2 separate regions of the Homo sapiens genome follow, and region 2 is linked to region 1. A link is an interaction called in ENCODE POLR2A ChIA-PET data of the cell type or tissue named here. Cell type or tissue: A673. All regions are shown on one strand. Links, peaks and the distances in the headings refer to the core of each region. The heading gives the core; the rest is flanking DNA.

What was found. Peaks named below come from ENCODE experiments on the same cell type or tissue, not always from the same donor. Only the 100,000 strongest peaks of a DNase experiment are listed, where the experiment ranks them.
Region 2: POLR2A ChIA-PET joins it to region 1 with 9 read pairs; 18 of 35 experiments call an interaction of 5 or more read pairs at or near these places.

What each region holds. Positions count from the first base shown.
Region 1 is chr4:38,682,627-38,690,987 of GRCh38, forward strand. KLF3 (KLF transcription factor 3) reads left to right here. Exons shown (of 6, transcript NM_016531.6): 3 at 5,959-6,445; 4 at 7,103-7,253. Among named protein-coding and RNA genes, the nearest start is that of KLF3-AS1, 22 kb to the left of the region's middle. RefSeq lists enhancers at 4,587-4,756, 5,505-5,674 and cis regulatory regions at 4,672, 5,590. In A673, for the core only: no CTCF peak of the experiment used is centred there; no DNase peak of the experiment used is centred there; H3K27ac peaks cover 371 bases.
Region 2 is chr4:38,327,017-38,335,377 of GRCh38, forward strand. No RefSeq gene overlaps it. Among named protein-coding and RNA genes, the nearest start is that of LINC02513, 36 kb to the right of the region's middle. In A673, for the core only: no CTCF peak of the experiment used is centred there; no DNase peak of the experiment used is centred there; H3K27ac peaks cover 650 bases.

The DNA.
Region 1 (8,361 bases), core at 1,962-6,961:
ATAAAGCTAAAATGAAGATCCACATTGCTAAATTGGTGTGATATATATAATTAAGTGCAAGGAAATGCACTTAACCGAAAAAAAAAATGTGGAATAAAATGAATTTGAAGTAACTGTTAAACTTGTATTGTTGTAACGTAGTAATACATGAAGTTAAAATATGTAGAACTGATTTTGCAGTTAATGGTCTTTTTCTCCTTCATGTGCTAGATTTCAACTGCAGCTGACACTTTTAGAATTTAGTTTCACCAAAAGTTACTGTCAGTCCTTTAAAATGAAGGTGTTTTTTTTTCTTTTTCTTTTTTTGGTTTTAACTTTCTTCAGCAGGAAGTATTTTTTTCTTAATTCAGTGCAACCTCAGTTAACAGAAACATTTGAGCAGTGGGGTGTTAAAATGATTTTACTTAAACAAATTAAAAAGCTTTTGTTTCCACTCTTAAGTGTTCAAATTTCGTCTTTCCTGCCTTCATAGGTGAAGTATATTGAACCTAATTTATTATTCCTTTTTCTTTTTAATTCAGTCTTTGATCTGAAGGTAAAAGTCTTTCGCTATTCAAGTCAACGTTGTAAACATTAAGGCACAATAGGACATTTGTAAAAGTATTTTTAATTTCTATAGATGAATAAAAATATTTTATGGTAACTTATTTCTCCCCCTCTTCCCACCCCCTAAAAGGATAGCACAGCAGAAACAATCGCTTGTTTGTGCTTTTGCTATAGGTTAGAGAAAGTGAGGACATGTCATTTCCCTCTTAATCAAATATAAGCCCTCATACTGTTCTCCACTAGCCTTGTGCTTTGAGGCTTGGGGTCACCCTGTTAAAATTTGCTAGAATGAGGAACAGAGGAGACTCTCCCTCCCCAAGTCTGTGCCTTCAGTCTCTGCTACTTACATCCACCCAGTGTTGGCAAAATCACCAGCAGCTCCCCGAGCTTCTGTTTTTTTTTTTTGAAAAAATTATAAAATATGAAACTGTGTGTAAAAAAATGCGCATGTACATAAATTTTTTTTTTTACCATTTCCCAAAAGATTGAAAATTAAAGGATTTAATTCAGGAAGTGAGCAAGGAAACAAATTGTAAAAAAACAAAACAAATCAAAAAACAAACTTTAAAAGTATTCTTCTATTCCTGTGGAAAGATTACTTTTGAAGAAAGGATTAATAATATTCTGTTATCTTCAGTCATCTAACAGACTCCTTATAGATAGGAAAGTATGTCACATCAGTAATTTCCTCTGCTCTTTTCTAACAGAAACTTTTCATGGCTTTTTCAAGCCTGGTGGAAAGAGAGCTTTCTACCTCTGTTTGCATGGGGGTGCATGCCATTTGCTCTTCCCAGAGTGTGTGTTTATACACGCACCATGCCTTCCTGTGCCTGGAACCCTCTCTTGGATGAAGATTCTTTTGACTTGACCTGTAATGGACATTCACTTTTTTTCATGTTGAGGAATAGTGAAATAGAGATTTCATCCATGTTTCCGTCATTCCGTCCACTGAAACTGTCTTATAATGGAAAGCTCGCCAAAACTATTCCTCATAAAATGAGAAACTATTGCAATTATCACCTTAGCATAAAGTGATAGAGCTTTGGGAAATTATCCAAACATGGTACCTCTTTCCCTGTTGCAATTAAAATCATTTTTTCAAAGTTCAAAATAATTAGTATATTATTCTTCACCTTATCAGTAATAAAAACCTGCTAAGAGAGTGTGTCAATTTACTACACATTCATCAAGTATTAATTGAGCACCTATTGCAGGCCCTCATCACCTCACAGTGCAGTGAGAAGCAGCAGTCAATAAGTAAATGCACACTGTGCAGGGGTGTGAACATCTGAGTACATGTTACAGACGGAAATAACTCTTATAGCAGATCAGTGGTTTTGTGGAGGTTTTTTTGTTTTGGTTTTTTGTGTTTTTTTTTTTTTTTTTTTTGGTTTGGTTTTGGTTTTGAGACAAGGTATTGCCCTGTTGCCCAGGCTGGAATGCAGTAGCAAGATCACTGCAACCTCAAACGCCTGGGTTCAAGCAATCCTCCTCCCTCAGCCTCCCCAGTAGCTGGGACTACAAGCAAGCACCACCATGCCCCGCTACATTTTTGTTTTTTTCTGTAGAGACAGGATCTCATTATGTTGCCCAGGCTGGTCTCAAACTCTCGGCCTTAAGATATCCTCCTGCCTCAGCCTCTCCAAGTGCTGGAGTTAAAAGTGTGAGCCACCATGCCTGGCCCAGCCCATTGTTTTAAGCCCTTAAGATCCCTAGTGGGGGCCAGAGGCAGAAGCGGGAAAGACCCATGTCTGTGTCTTGTCTTTGGACTGCTCTGTTCCAGGACACAGGGTCTCTTGGACTAAGCAGCATGCACAGAGGGCACTGGAGGTCCATCCGTGGCCAGAGGCACATTTTTTGCTTCATCAACATTTGTCTCTGATTTGGATATGGGGCCAGTACAGCCGTGCTTGTATGCATTGCTTTGATAGAACATAGGAACTGTCTGGAACAGAGCGGGGAAGACTGTTACCAGGTTGTACCTGCCCAGAGCACACACCCTGCCGTGTCAGTCCCTACACGGCACCAGATTGTTGGAAGCTGATTGCAAAAGCTTGTGTGTGCCACCCAAATAAAGTGAACCAGCTTGAGGGACCACATGTCTTCACCCTTTTGTGAGGCAGTTGGGCTGGAAACAGTTAATTATCTGCCCAGAGTTGGGTGTCTGTGTCCAAATGTGTCTCTCCCCACAGTTAGTCTTGTACCTTACAATAATCGCACATCCAATAGAGGGAATGAGGGCATTCATTTGAGAACAGACTTATCAGCAAACTGCATAATGTTGATAAAGCTTAGCTTTATGTGTGGCTTTTTCTGTCTTAATGGCTTGAGAAACCTGAGAATATTATTAGATTTGCAAATCTGGAGGTTCTAAATTCCTACTCTCCCAAAACTCACCCCATGCATAGAAAAATCCAGCAATGACAGCAATAAAACTGTGTCCTCATTTTGCTTCCCATTTAGCTGCCAATAACTATTGGCATTAAAATCTAGGTCATAGGGAGGTCTTGGAAGAACAGGGCTGAAAATAAGGGAGAAGCTACATTTTCGTCAATAGAAACAATGCTGCCTCCCATTTCCTAAAGTTTTTTCCTAGTACCAGAACCATTGCCCTTTGGAGAATTATATAAAGCACATTAGACTTTAGGACTAGGCGAAATCATTCTCCTTCCTATATTTAATTACTCCCTGAAACCCTCCAGTGTACATGATTTATAATGGATTTATTTTGTTGTGTTGTTAATGAACCTTGTGCCTCTTTTAATAATACCCATCTTAATATTTAAATTTAAATCTATTTAATACTTAATGTTGCTATCTTTTGGATCTCTTGCGTTGGTACTGTGCGTGCCTGGCTTTAAAGAAAGGTAGAGAATCTTTTCTTCATTTGATCCTTGATCTATAACTCAAAGCTGTTTTTATGCATTTTGTGTTTTCTGATTTTATATCCTTCATGTTCTTGTTTTTAAGCAGTATTAGTAGTGAAAACTGGCTGCGCGTGGTGGCTCATGTCTGTAATCCTAGAACTTTGGGAGGTTGAGGCAGGCAGATCACTTGAGCCCAAGAGTACGAGACCAGCCTGGACAACATGACAAAACCCAGTCTCTACAAAAAAATACAAAAATTAGCGAGGCGTGGTGTCATGTGCCTGTAGTTCCACTTCCTCTGGAGGCTGAGTTGGGAGAATCATATGAGCCCAGGAGGTCGAGGCTGCAGTGAGCTATGATCATACCACTGCACTCCAGCCTGAGTAACAGTGAGACCCTATCTCAAAAAAAAAAAAAAAAAAAAGAAAAGAAAATTCTTTTTCCCTCCTTTAAATAGACCTTTAGTATCTTTATTTTTTATCTCTGTCATTTAGAGCATTGCTATTCAAAAGGTAGCCTAAGTTCCCTTGGTCCACTCCCCGGTAATTCAAAATTTGCATTTTAACGAGTGCTCCAGGGAGATGGATGTGCACAGTAAAGTTTGAGAAACTCTGGTTGGGAGCAGTAGAGCCCGTGACAGTGAGCATCTCTTGTATAAGCAGGGACAAGAAGGGATTTCCAGGATGGCATGTGTATAAGCTCGTTGTGTAGGTTATCCCATAACCTTGATCTTAACCATGAGGACCTGACATCCAAACCAGATAAAGATAAACACAGTTATGTGATAAAGTTTCACTGACTGACTCCTCCCTAACAGGCTGCTCTGCAGGCCTGGAGCAGGGACTGGGCATCTGGAATTTTAAAAACAACACAGATGATTCCAATGCATAACCAGCCGAGGATTCGCCCAGACCAAGCCCAGAGAGGAAAGAGGGTGATCTCAGTAGGAATCCCTATCAAAACCACTGCTGCCCCACAGTCATAACTCACAATAGTGGCCACCAGAGGGGCCAAGGAGACCCAGAAATTAATAGTGCATTTACGCTGTTTAATTACAAGGCACCATTGGGTTTTCTTGGTTGCATCCCAAGTTAGTATTGCCTCTAACTCTTAAACACATAGGGTTTTAGAGCTGGAAGAGAAGCACAATATGTTGTTTATCACTGTCACTGTCAGACATTCAAGTACAAAGAATTTTCTGCAGGTAAGCAGGCTTGACATGCAAAATTTCAGTTTCCCTAAAATGCCTAGTAAAGATGATGGTTTATGTTGAGTTTAATTTTTTTAAATTAAAAATTAGGTTGCATTCTACAAAGAAAATTTACAACAAAATGTTAGTTAAGGAATAGAAGTAATTTAGGTGAACTCCATGGTCAAGGATAGTGCCCATTGTGTGAAATTATGATGACTGGTTTGTATTTAAAGCTGGCAGATGAAAGTTAGGTTATCCTGATATTTAAAGAGAGAAAGGTGTTTGAAGATAAATGAGGTCAGTTGTGGACCAGATCTTGGGAAGGAAACAGACTCTTCTGTCTCTTCTGCACTCCCTTGTTTGTGCCCCAGCCTCATTTGATGAGTGGGTAGCAGGGTATAGAGGAGAGAACACAGGGCCTCAGCTTGTGTGAATGACTTTGAGCTCCACATTTCCTTATGTGAGTCATATCACGTTAGCTGTTTCTTATAGTTCCGTGTCATCCACAGACTTGCCATTCAAGTCTACAGCTTCATTCAGATTCTGAATAAGAACACTGAGCAAGTTAGGGCCAGGGACATCATTGCCGCAGTGAGGGTGGCCTTCAGTACAAAGGTGTGTATGGTGACTGACCCCCTCCTGGTTTGCCTGAGACTGTAGAGTTTCATGGGATGTGGGACTTTCAGTGCTGAAACTAGCACAGTTCCACGCTGACTAGGATTGTTGGCCAGTCCTAGGCATGGATTGTACAGCTGCTGAAGCCCATCAAATGAAAGGTACTGCCTATCCTGCAGCCCCATTCTTGCTTATTATACACAAGTATGATGAGAAATCAATGTCCTGCTGAAGTTGAAGACACTACTTATCCTGAGAAAGAGCTGTCCTGCCGAAGTTAGACATCAAAGCTAGAGAGCATTTCCTGCTCATCAAGAAACCCCACCAGAAAAGCAACCAGGTTGGTTTGGCTTGACTGGTTCTTGTGATGCCCACCTCTGACTCCTAATGATAATGGCCCCCAAGCCTGTGCTATCACCTGTCTTAGAATTTTGCCAGGTATCGGCCTTAATGTTTGACACAGGAATCATCTTAGGATTAAATTTCAGATTTTTCATCTGCAGTAGTGACCACATTGATCTTAGTTTTAATATTTTTGAGACCGCCTCTCATAGCATTTTTAATGTTGAGACCACCTCTTTGAGCATTTTTTTAAGGTCACATATATATCGAAATCTAAACTATTTTGTAAAGCCCATGTAATTGTTAAGTGCCTTGTTAGCATATTTTTCTTAATTCATGTTTCAAGTAAATGGACTTATTTGGCTGTTGACACGTTTTCCTTTTCTTTTCTAATAGTCATACCCATCTAATTACATGGAATCCATGAAGCCTAACAAGTATGGGGTCATCTACTCCACACCATTGCCTGAGAAGTTCTTTCAGACCCCAGAAGGTCTGTCGCACGGAATACAGATGGAGCCAGTGGACCTCACGGTGAACAAGCGGAGTTCACCCCCTTCGGCTGGGAATTCGCCCTCCTCTCTGAAGTTCCCGTCCTCACACCGGAGAGCCTCGCCTGGGTTGAGCATGCCTTCTTCCAGCCCACCGATAAAAAAATACTCACCCCCTTCTCCAGGCGTGCAGCCCTTCGGCGTGCCGCTGTCCATGCCACCAGTGATGGCAGCTGCCCTCTCGCGGCATGGAATACGGAGCCCGGGGATCCTGCCCGTCATCCAGCCGGTGGTGGTGCAGCCCGTCCCCTTTATGTACACAAGTCACCTCCAGCAGCCTCTCATGGTCTCCTTATCGGAGGAGATGGAAAATTCCAGTAGTAGCATGCAAGGTAAATTCCGCCACTGCTCCATGCTGCTGCACTTGCTTAGCGTACTGGCGCTTCACCAGATGGGGTGGGTGAGGAAGCATGGGGGCAAGAGCTGTTGAACTCTTCAAAGGAAATACTCATCTGCCTAAGGCATTTCCTTCCCCCGCCCCCCCAAAGTGTTGATACTGGAAGAGATCCCAAGAATCAGGCTGTCTGTTTGATACCATGACATGATTACTTTCACTATGTAATGGTCAACTTGGGGATAGAAAGAATCTTGACTTTATGTTGCTTTCTTGAATACCAACATGGTTCTAGGTACAAAAGGCATTTAATAAATCCTTTTTGATTGTGGTGAAAACTAATGGTGATCAAAAGCTACCTTGTTTATCAGCTGGTCATAGAGGACTAAGGGGTTGAAAGGAAATAATCCAGAATTATAAGAACGAATCATTTCAGGGCTGGTGTCTTATAATCTAGGTCCCTATATTTGCTGCTTACTGGCAAAATAATGGTCAGGAGAGGTGAGAATCTCCCACAGATTTGTTCCTGCTATAGTCTGCCAAAGGCAAATAAACCTGTCATATCTGTGTTGTAGGTAGGAGCTATGCAGTAAGCTTTTAAAAGCTGAAATTGGTAAACTGTACGTGAAGTGACTTTTCTATTTTTATTTTTTAGTACCTGTAATTGAATCATATGAGAAGCCTATATCACAGAAAAAAATTAAAATAGAACCTGGGATCGAACCACAGAGGACAGATTATTATCCTGAAGAAATGTCACCCCCCTTAATGAACTCAGTGTCCCCCCCGCAAGCATTGTTGCAAGAGTAAGTATATTTAGGTCTACCCAGCATTTGCATAGTAGTGTGCATCTTGGAACCTGGAGCAGAAGCACAAGATTTCACACGTGTGATGTGGTGTGGATGACCAGGAACGGCTTGTGATCTGTGGCCGCCACTGGTCCAGTACCACTGGTCAAGATGGGAGAATCTCTCCAAAAACAATATGCTGTTACACTGACAACGTTATGACAAAAGTTACATCAAGTTTTCATGGAATCAGTCATCCATGATTTTGCACCTTACCACATGAATTATTTTTGTTTTTTTTCCATTCTTCCAGGCTATGTATACTTAGTTTTTCCATTATGAGAATCCTTGTATAGATTAAACTTGGTGTTCTGTGGATCATGTAAAGTTTTCATGTGGACACACATAGTCCTTACAGAGTGTATAGTATCCTGTAGAATTGCTATCCAGTAGGAAGGCTGTGCAGTGTTGGTCAGCATCCAAGCACCTGAATGGTGGTTTCTTGTAGGTCTAACATGGTATAATGTGGTAGTTGCCACACACAGCTTCAGTAACCTCATTTGTGGGATCCTGCTGTAGATAACCTTGACCTCCACCAGTGATTACACTGAAGGCTGGGTTTGTAGTTGCTAAGAAGATGGTTTTCGGGTCCAACAAGGATCCCACCTCTGCTCTCTGCCATATGTATGATCTTGGACTAGTCACTTAATCTTGCTGCCCCATTTCTGTTTTCATTATTGATTGTAGTTGTGATTGTCTTGTGTTATGGTGCTTCAGCATTGGATTCAGCAGCCAGCTTCCTAGTACGAAGGCAACGATTACCTCCACAGGGTCCCTTCCATTGTCCTCCTGCATCATTTTCCTCCAACTTGAATAAATGTTCTACCCACCTTTCTCCTTTATTTTCTCTACCCCCTGTACCCCGCTCCCTCTCACAATTAACTCTACAGCAGAATGTGAATTCTCTGATTTTAGAATAACTATTTTATGGTAACTTCAAATATATCCTAGTTGTATCCACATTCAGCTTGGGTAGGTACCTTCATAGTAGCTCATGGATTAATTGTCCACTGCACCCAATCATAGTCATTTTTGGTTTGGGTTGTCATATGCTCCCCAATAGATG
Region 2 (8,361 bases), core at 1,623-6,622, 360 kb before region 1:
CCTTCTGCTTTATGTCTGTATTTTTGATATCTTTGATATGTATTTTCTAAAAAGCAGGAAAATAATAATGGAATTTGACTTGCACTGTGCTATATACTCTACATGTCATATGGCTCCAGTGAGATTTAAGTTCAACAGTAAATAACAGGAAATTCTCTCAAAATGGATTTTTGTAAAGGTTAGTTCATTCCTCTCTTAAAAGAAATCCACAGGTCAGCAGTGTAAGGGCTGTATGATGGCTTCATGAAGCTTCAGAGAGGCCCTGCCTCCTTTCTTCTTAGTCTTCTACCATCTTTATTCTGCTGCCTCTTGGACCAAGATGGCTGCTTGAGCTCCAGCTATCACTTCTGTTCTCCAACCAGCAGGAAAAGGAAGCAGGTCAAACACCATTGCTTTCTCAATTTAAGGGCCTTCCCTAGAAGCTGATCACAGCATTTCCATTTATAAGTCACTGGCCAGAATGTAGTTAAACAGAACAACTAGCTGCAAGAATACTTAGAAATATAGTCTTTATTTCAGGCTGCCATGTGCCCAGGTCAAAATCCATTACTAGAAAAGAAAGAGAGAATACATATTTAGGTAGACATGGAGCAGTTCCTGCCACAAATCTATTAACTTATTTGATCTTTATTATCATACAATCCTATGAGTTGGATACAAGTATCCTCACTTTATAGATAAGGAAATTGAGTCTCAGAGAGGTTAACTTATCGAAGGTCACACAAGCTGTTAATGGAGGAGCTGGGACTGAAGTGTGTTTATCTGGCTCTAAAGATGTTCGGTCCTCACCCCTACACCTTAGACACAGAGTGCAAGTATTGAATTGATATTCATGGGTTTTTTATTGGGTGCAGGGGGAGTGTTTTTATTTTTCCTAACTAAGATGTAGACATACCCTTTATACCTTAATTCAACTGAGAAAGTGTTAACATTTTCCAAAATAAGTGTGACTAGGAAACCAAGGAGAAACAGAAACCACAATGTAATGAAATGGCGGGGCTTAGAGAGCACAGATTTAGTGTCCTGAAATCATGAAGGCCCGGCCAAGGCTGTAGAGGATGCGCAGGCTCACCTTAAAGGGCACACAGGCCTCGGTGCCTCTCCTGGCCTTCATCCAGTTGTTCTTAAACTTGCCCAGGGTGAGGAGTATTCATCAACAGATGGTTCCACTAGCTCAGCTTTTGTGATGTTTGGCTTTGATCTAGGCTAGTACCTGGGCCTCCTCTCCCTGCCATCTCATGCCAGCCAGTGGGTCCACCCTGGAGCTGGCTCACTGCATGCTGCAGCCTCTATCTGATGTCCTAAGTGAACCAGCACCAGTCCAGCATCCAGGCCTATAGAAAACCTCCATCATGAAGCTAATTAGCATAGCATAGGCGAAAGACACACCCCAGCCTGAGGAATGTCAAAGCCTTTTCTCTTCTCAGGTTACAGAAGACTTCTTATTTCCCCAGATGCTTTCTGCAGATAATTCTGGCACTTCCTCTCCAGCCAGGAGAATAATGAACCAAAGAAATCAGTCTTAGTCCATATAGTACAGTGGTCTCTGCAGAAGGCCGGCTCTCTTATAACCAGACACATTTTTGTTTCTGAGTGATTTTCTCTCTCCCACCCTCTCTCCCTCTTTTTCTCCATCCTGGCCTTCCTCTTTTCCTTCCTTCCTTCCTTCCTTCCTTCCTTCCTTCCTTTTCCTCCCTCCTTCTTTTTCCTCCCTCTTCTTCCTTCCTCCCTCCTCCCATTCCTTTCACCCTCTTGGTTTCTCTTTTCTTCTCTCTCTTGCTTTCTTGCAGGGTGCATGTGTCTCTGTGTGTGTGTGTGTGTGTGTGTGTGTGTGTGTGTGTGTGTGTGTGTTTCTATACTTGATCTTAGCCAAAAGGCTGAGAACCCATGTGTGTATTTCTGTAAGAGAGCAGACACAGTGCCTGCACCCAGCCAGTAATGGGATTCAGTGTTTTAAATGATACCCAGCAAAAAAGTCTTCACCTGAACTAGAAAAAGAGAGTGCATTCGGAAAAGCCTTCTCGGAAGACGTGGCATGGGGACACCAAAACAAATAAGCATGGAGACAAGAACTTTTGAAAACAGAATGATTTGTTCTCAGGCTCTTCTATCAAACCACCAGTCTTTTTGCCTGTGTCTAGGAGCCACCACCCTTCTGCAAGGAAATGAACAGCTACTTTGAAGCTAACAAAGCCACCTGAAGACGATCATGAGCTCCGGTTCTCTTGAAACTGCCTCCCTGGTTAGTTGCATGATTCAGGGTTTGTTTGCCAAAGAAATGAATGATTTAGGATCTTGTGCAGCTGTTTTTCTCTTTATAGAAGTTTCAGGTTTTTGTGCAAAGGAAATGCTCTAGAATGAACTGAGTTCCTCCACATCCCCATTCAGACCTTTCAGACTGGAAAAGTCTTGGCTTGGACCGTACACCTTCCAGCCTCAGACACAAATGCCTTTATCAGGCCCAACCCCACATAACCCTAAATGTGCAACAAGGAGGCACTGCTGACTTCCTCCTCCTCTTCCTCCTTCTCCTGTGTACACAGCCGTTATCCAGCTTGAGTGTCTGTCTGTCTGTCTGTTGTACTTGAAAGAATAGATGCTTTGTTCTCACACTTCGAGTTAGAACAACTTTTATCCACACTGACTTGTGAAGGCCCAGGATGCTCCTGTGGGACCTTGTTCATTTTCAGGATTTACATTACAATCCTGAATTCAGCACTCAGAAGAGATGTCACTGTCTCAGAGTAGGCAAAATCCTTTCTCTTTATGAAATGTTCCATAAAAAAAAAAAAAAAAAACAAAACCAGTGTCTGCTTTATAGCTGGAAAGAGTCACAAGTATATCATGCACCTGCCAGATTTCACTTCTTTTTGGAAAAGATAGTGCATTCCCACATATTATCATGCAGTCTCCCAGAAGGTTTGCCAGGCAGGAAGCAGAATGAATGACACAGATTTTCTTTTCTTATCACGCAGGTAAACTCGTTGCTCCTCATTTTAAAATAATGGCTTAAAAAAGATTTTTAAACCATAACTTATAGGAAAAAACCTGACCACTATGGAGGGTTTCATGTTAGATCAGTAAAAGTTAATGACTCCGGTGTGCCACAATGTTCTTAAGCACTTTTTCTATTCAACAGATCCTTATTAAGCATATATTGTATAAATAAATTTATGATATGCCCTGCTGGGAATGATAGACACATAAGAACTAGGCCTGGGCCTTAGAAGATAGCAATCTGGTAATTATAAATGGTTACTATTCACTGAGCAGGTCATGTGTGCCAAGCACTTCAGCTACCGTCACAACAGCTGGAAAACCCATCTTTATTCCCAGCAAATTAAGACTCAAATAAATTAGGTAGCTTTCAAAGTCAAAGACCTAGCAGATCATAAGAGTCAGAATTCACATCTGGGTGTGGATGACTCCAAAGCTCATTCTGTTTTCCACTACTCTATGCCACCTCTCCATTTAGCCAGGGATGTTTATCAGTCAGGGTCTTATCGGGAGACAGAAACCAGACCCCTTATTTTAAGCTGCTCACTAGGTAACTGAAAGAGTATAAAGAGAGCTCTTAAGGTGTCAAGAAGATAACAACTGCAGGAAGCAGCTACTACCCCTAAGGCTGAGGAAGTAAAAAGGGAGAAGCTGCAATGATGAAAACTTAGAATGTAGAGGGTGGGCCCTATGGAGCTGGAGCTTGGGCCTCTGAAGAGTGGATGCCGCTTGCTAGTGCTGATGTCTCTGAGCTCAAAGGAGTCTGAGGCTCAGACTCTGAGAAGCCTGGTGTCCACATTTTGGAGGGCAGTGCAACCAAGCTGGTTCTGAAGTGTTTGGGAGAACTGTCACCTGGATTCTTCCACTGCAATGGGAAGGAACTGCCACTGCCAGAGTGAAGAAGCGGTGTTGGGTGACACTCACAGGACTAGGACGCGGACAGGAAAGAGTAAGTCTCTGCTTCCTTCTTCAGCCTCACAGCCTACCTGTAGCCATTCTGTTGGCAGCGCCCGACATAGTTTCAGCTAGCAAAGCAGAAAGATGGTTTGCATCATAAAACAGAGTCGAGAAGGTAGACTTCGAACTGAATGACAGCTACTTGCTAACTAGCCCAGGAGGCAAGATCAAAGAAAACATCATCGTAGGTATTGCATGATCATGTCTCTGATGACTCTATGGATTATAAATACTCTGGAATTGAGAAACTAGTTAATGGTTGTATGTAAGGCTCTTGCTACTGAACTTGGATATTCTTGGGGGCAGGGACTATGTTCTTTTCATGCCTCTGTCTCCAAAACCTTCCTGGTAGTAGAAAGATGCTCAGCAGGGGCCAGTTAAAGAAAGGAATAACTCTAATGCTATAAGCTGTTATAAGGCTGTATGTGTTTTGCTGCTGGAGTTTTGAGATCCAGTTCTGAACCCTAGGGGCTCTTCTATTCCTGACTCAGAAGTGTGGAGGATTAAAGGGACTGGTTACTCTTAGTGAGAGCAGACTAAAGTGGTCCTTACTAAGGGATGGCAGCGTTAGAGTCTGTCCCAAGGGAGGCTCTTCCAGCCCTGGCTGGAAGTGTTCAGGATTGCTTCTCTATGGTGCTGTTTGTCTATTGCATGATGTTTGGTCCTGCCTTCAATACCAGAACCACCTTCTTCCTCTCTGGCTCCTGTCCCTCCCTTGTGTCTCACTATTGTTAGGCCTTGGAACATGTGTGTTTGCCTGGAGTTGTGGACGCAAACACTCCCATAATCACAGCACATACTTAGAGATCTGGAATAGAGAAAGAGGCAAGAGTCTGGGCCCTTAAGCTCCTGGTAATTACCATGGGTGATGCATGGATTCCTAGAAGCCCAGCATATCAGCTCTGTTAGAGCACTGGAAAGGGACTTAGAAGTCTACTGATTCAGCACCCTCATTTTACAGGTACAGAAACCGTAACTCAAAGGTAAAGAGTTACAGTTTGGGAATCACCTCTCTCAAACTCTACAGCTAGTAAGCCAGTCCAGAGTATTTTGCACAGTGTCCCATGGGTCCCTGCCCCTCTTTGCTGCACTTTTTTTTTTTTTTAAATGGAGTCTCACTCTGTAGCCCAGGCTGGAGTGCAATGGCATGATCTCGGCTCACTGCAACCTCTGCCTCCTGGGTACAAGTGATTCTCCTGCCTCAGCCTCTCAAGAAGCTGGGATTACAGGCATGTGCCACCATACCCGGCTAATGTTTGTATTTTTATTAGAGACAGGGTTTTGCCATGTTCGCCAGGCTGGTCTTGAACTCCTGACCTCAGGTGATCCGCCCGCTTTGGCCTCCCAAAGTGCTAGGATTACAGGTGTGAGCTACCGTGCCTGGCCTGCTGCACATTTTTGAATTGAATACAAACATTTCAGTAGAACATACTTGATGTGAGGCACAGAACTTTTGCATATTGTTAGAATCCTGAGTTGAATTAAATTAAATATTTTATTTGGAAAACACTGGGGCATTCTGGATTAGTTTCACCTTAAAGGTTTTATGTAGTATAGTATAATAACATTTTGTTCTAAATATGATTGCTAAATGATGCATTCATATAAATATATAAACATGGATTCATAAAAAAGAAATAAACATATATAAACATATATAATCTAAAGCCCTTGGAACCAGAGTTTTCTAGTTCATATTTCCAACTATAGGGAAATATTAAAGATAAAGTGGCTTACTAAAGGCTTTTCTATTCAACATGGATCAGCAACAAATTGATACTTGGTGGTATTTCCACCGGTAGCCAGTTTGTTCCACTGTTTCATTCCATCCATTTAAATCAGTAATCCTTACAGCCACACTGCTCCTGGCACTGAGACAAGCAGAAGCGACCAGCAAAGAGGAGGGGAAGGTCATCTTAAGTCTCTCAAGGCCCTGAGAGCAGCTGGTCAGCATCATAACCTCCCCGCTCCTTCCCCCCTGTTACTCAGGTCCCTCCCCAGAACTCTCCTGACCTGGCCAAATTTAACTTTGAGTTAACCTTGCCATTGCAAGCACAGCGCCTTCTGTCCAGATAAACCACACACAGTTTATGGAAAAGTCATGGAAAGGCAAGACTGAATGAGGAAATTTCTGTTTTTCTGGAAGGTTTTCTTGAGCCCTTTGCGAGAATTCATTTCCACTCTCCCTAGATGGGTATGATGGCGGGATAATGGACGCAGGAAACTTATCAAACATCATATATCAAAATCTATGCTTTATTCTATTGTTTGGATGCCTCATGAACTTCTCTTCATTATTTTCATCATCACTCTTCCTTTAAAAAAAAAACTATTATGAAGAACTCTGACATGAACATCTGTGAATCTACCCTTTTCTTTATTAGGAAAGGTTCCCAGAAGTGAGACTTCTGAATCAACACATGTAAAGATTTCTAAGTCCCTCTCTCAATATTGCAAAATTTCTTTCCCAGAAGCGGGTTCTGTTATCACAGTTCCTCTTGTAGTGTATAAAAGTGTCAGTTTCACACATGCTTGCAGACCTGGACTATTTTCTTTTTTTATTTTAAAGAACTGATTTGATGTTAAAAGAAAAAGCATATGATTGTTATTTTTCTTTATGTATGTGTTCGATCATTAATAAGGTTGAACATTTTAATTAAATATATGTTAGTCACAAGAGCAGAGACTATTTTGCTTATTGCTTGATCCCTAATGGTGCCTGATGCATAGGAGACACCCAATATTTTCTAAAATGAAATTTTAAATTATGGCCTTTCCTCATTTTTCCATTGGGAAATAATGTTTTTAATGACAAGATATTTGAAAATAATAGGATTCTATGCTGGCAAGACTAAGAGGAGTTTATTAATCCGATTATGATAAGTAGCATACAAATTAAGCTTTCACATGAGTGAATTGGTTTACCTTCCTAATTTGGGGAGATTGATATAGTCTCAAGCACAAAATTGTGAAAAGAAGTCACTAAAATGAGTTTTTATTCTGGCTTGACCAAGAATTAACCATGTGATTTTGCATAAGTTCCGTATGTTTTCAGTGCCTCATCCACAAGGCAGAGTAATATAAAACAAAAGTCAATGGATTTGTCCTCTTTTATTTTACAAAACCACCTGGATGATATAAAGGAATAATTCAAGATAATAACTAAAGATAAAACATTTGAAATGCAAAATGTCATATGCAAATACAAGTGCAAAGTATTAGTATTTCGCTCGCAGAGTTCCTGTTACAGGGCTCATTTTCTTTAACTTGGTATCTGGTATGTAATAAGTGTACGATACGTTACTTCCAAAGTTCTTGCTTTTACTCTGTGATTCTGAAATGCCCCATAGATTGAAAAATAAAGTGGTTATGAAAAGTAATTGCTGCTTCTATATTTGAATTAAAATTTGCTTACAAAGAATTAATTCAGAATAAAGCTTTCCTTCCGACTTTCCTCCCAAAGAAAGCTTTAATATGATACACAGAACTGTTCATAATATTTAGTAGGAAAATAACCACTAAAATGAAAGAGGATAATCCAGGTAGTGAAATCCTGATTTGCTCAATGTTTATTAGTGTACGTAGCTAATTTGAAACAATCCAAATTCTCAACTATAGAAATGGAAAAGCACATTACATTTATCTTAACGTGATAGAATGCTACTTAGGCAATGATGGAAAATATATAGTCTATGTCATTATATGGAAATGTGCATAGAAAGTACTGGCATGCAAGAAATAGAACACAAAACAATGCACACACCCAGATTACAGCCATATGAAAACATACGAATACATATTTTTAAAGATGGGAAAAGAATGAGGAAAACAAGATATGTGTGCTTATTAAGTCCTCACTTTCCCCAAATAAAATTGCCCAGCTCTGTCACTTTTTTAAAGTCAAAAAATTCCCATGAGTTTCATGCATAGCTTGACAGTCTTATACTATAACATGATGGCTTCAAAATGTGCATTGTTTCATAAATAAGCCAAAAGACTCTCTCCACAAAAGACACATCATCTGTTCGGGCTTGTCCATTGCTTGACTTTTCCTTGACTAAATAATGATTAATAGGTTATATAAACAATGTGCCAGGTACCTGTATTTGTTTTTGGATGGAGAAATTATTTATAGTTGTGTAAAGACAGTATGGCTGTCTGCTATTTCTATGGGATTGTCTTCATCTCAAAAAGAAATAAAGAAGTTTTGTAAGAAGAAGAGAAAGTGTTTTTTAAAAAATCTGTGCAATTATCTCTGGAGTTGGCTTATGTAAAGTAAAAGAAGAGATAATATCTTCACAGGTAGCCTGAAAAAAGAGGAAAATAAGAGACTGAAAATGTAAGATGAATTTCTGAACTTTGTGGGAGGAACCTTCACATAAACCACAAAGAGTTGGCTTTTGACTA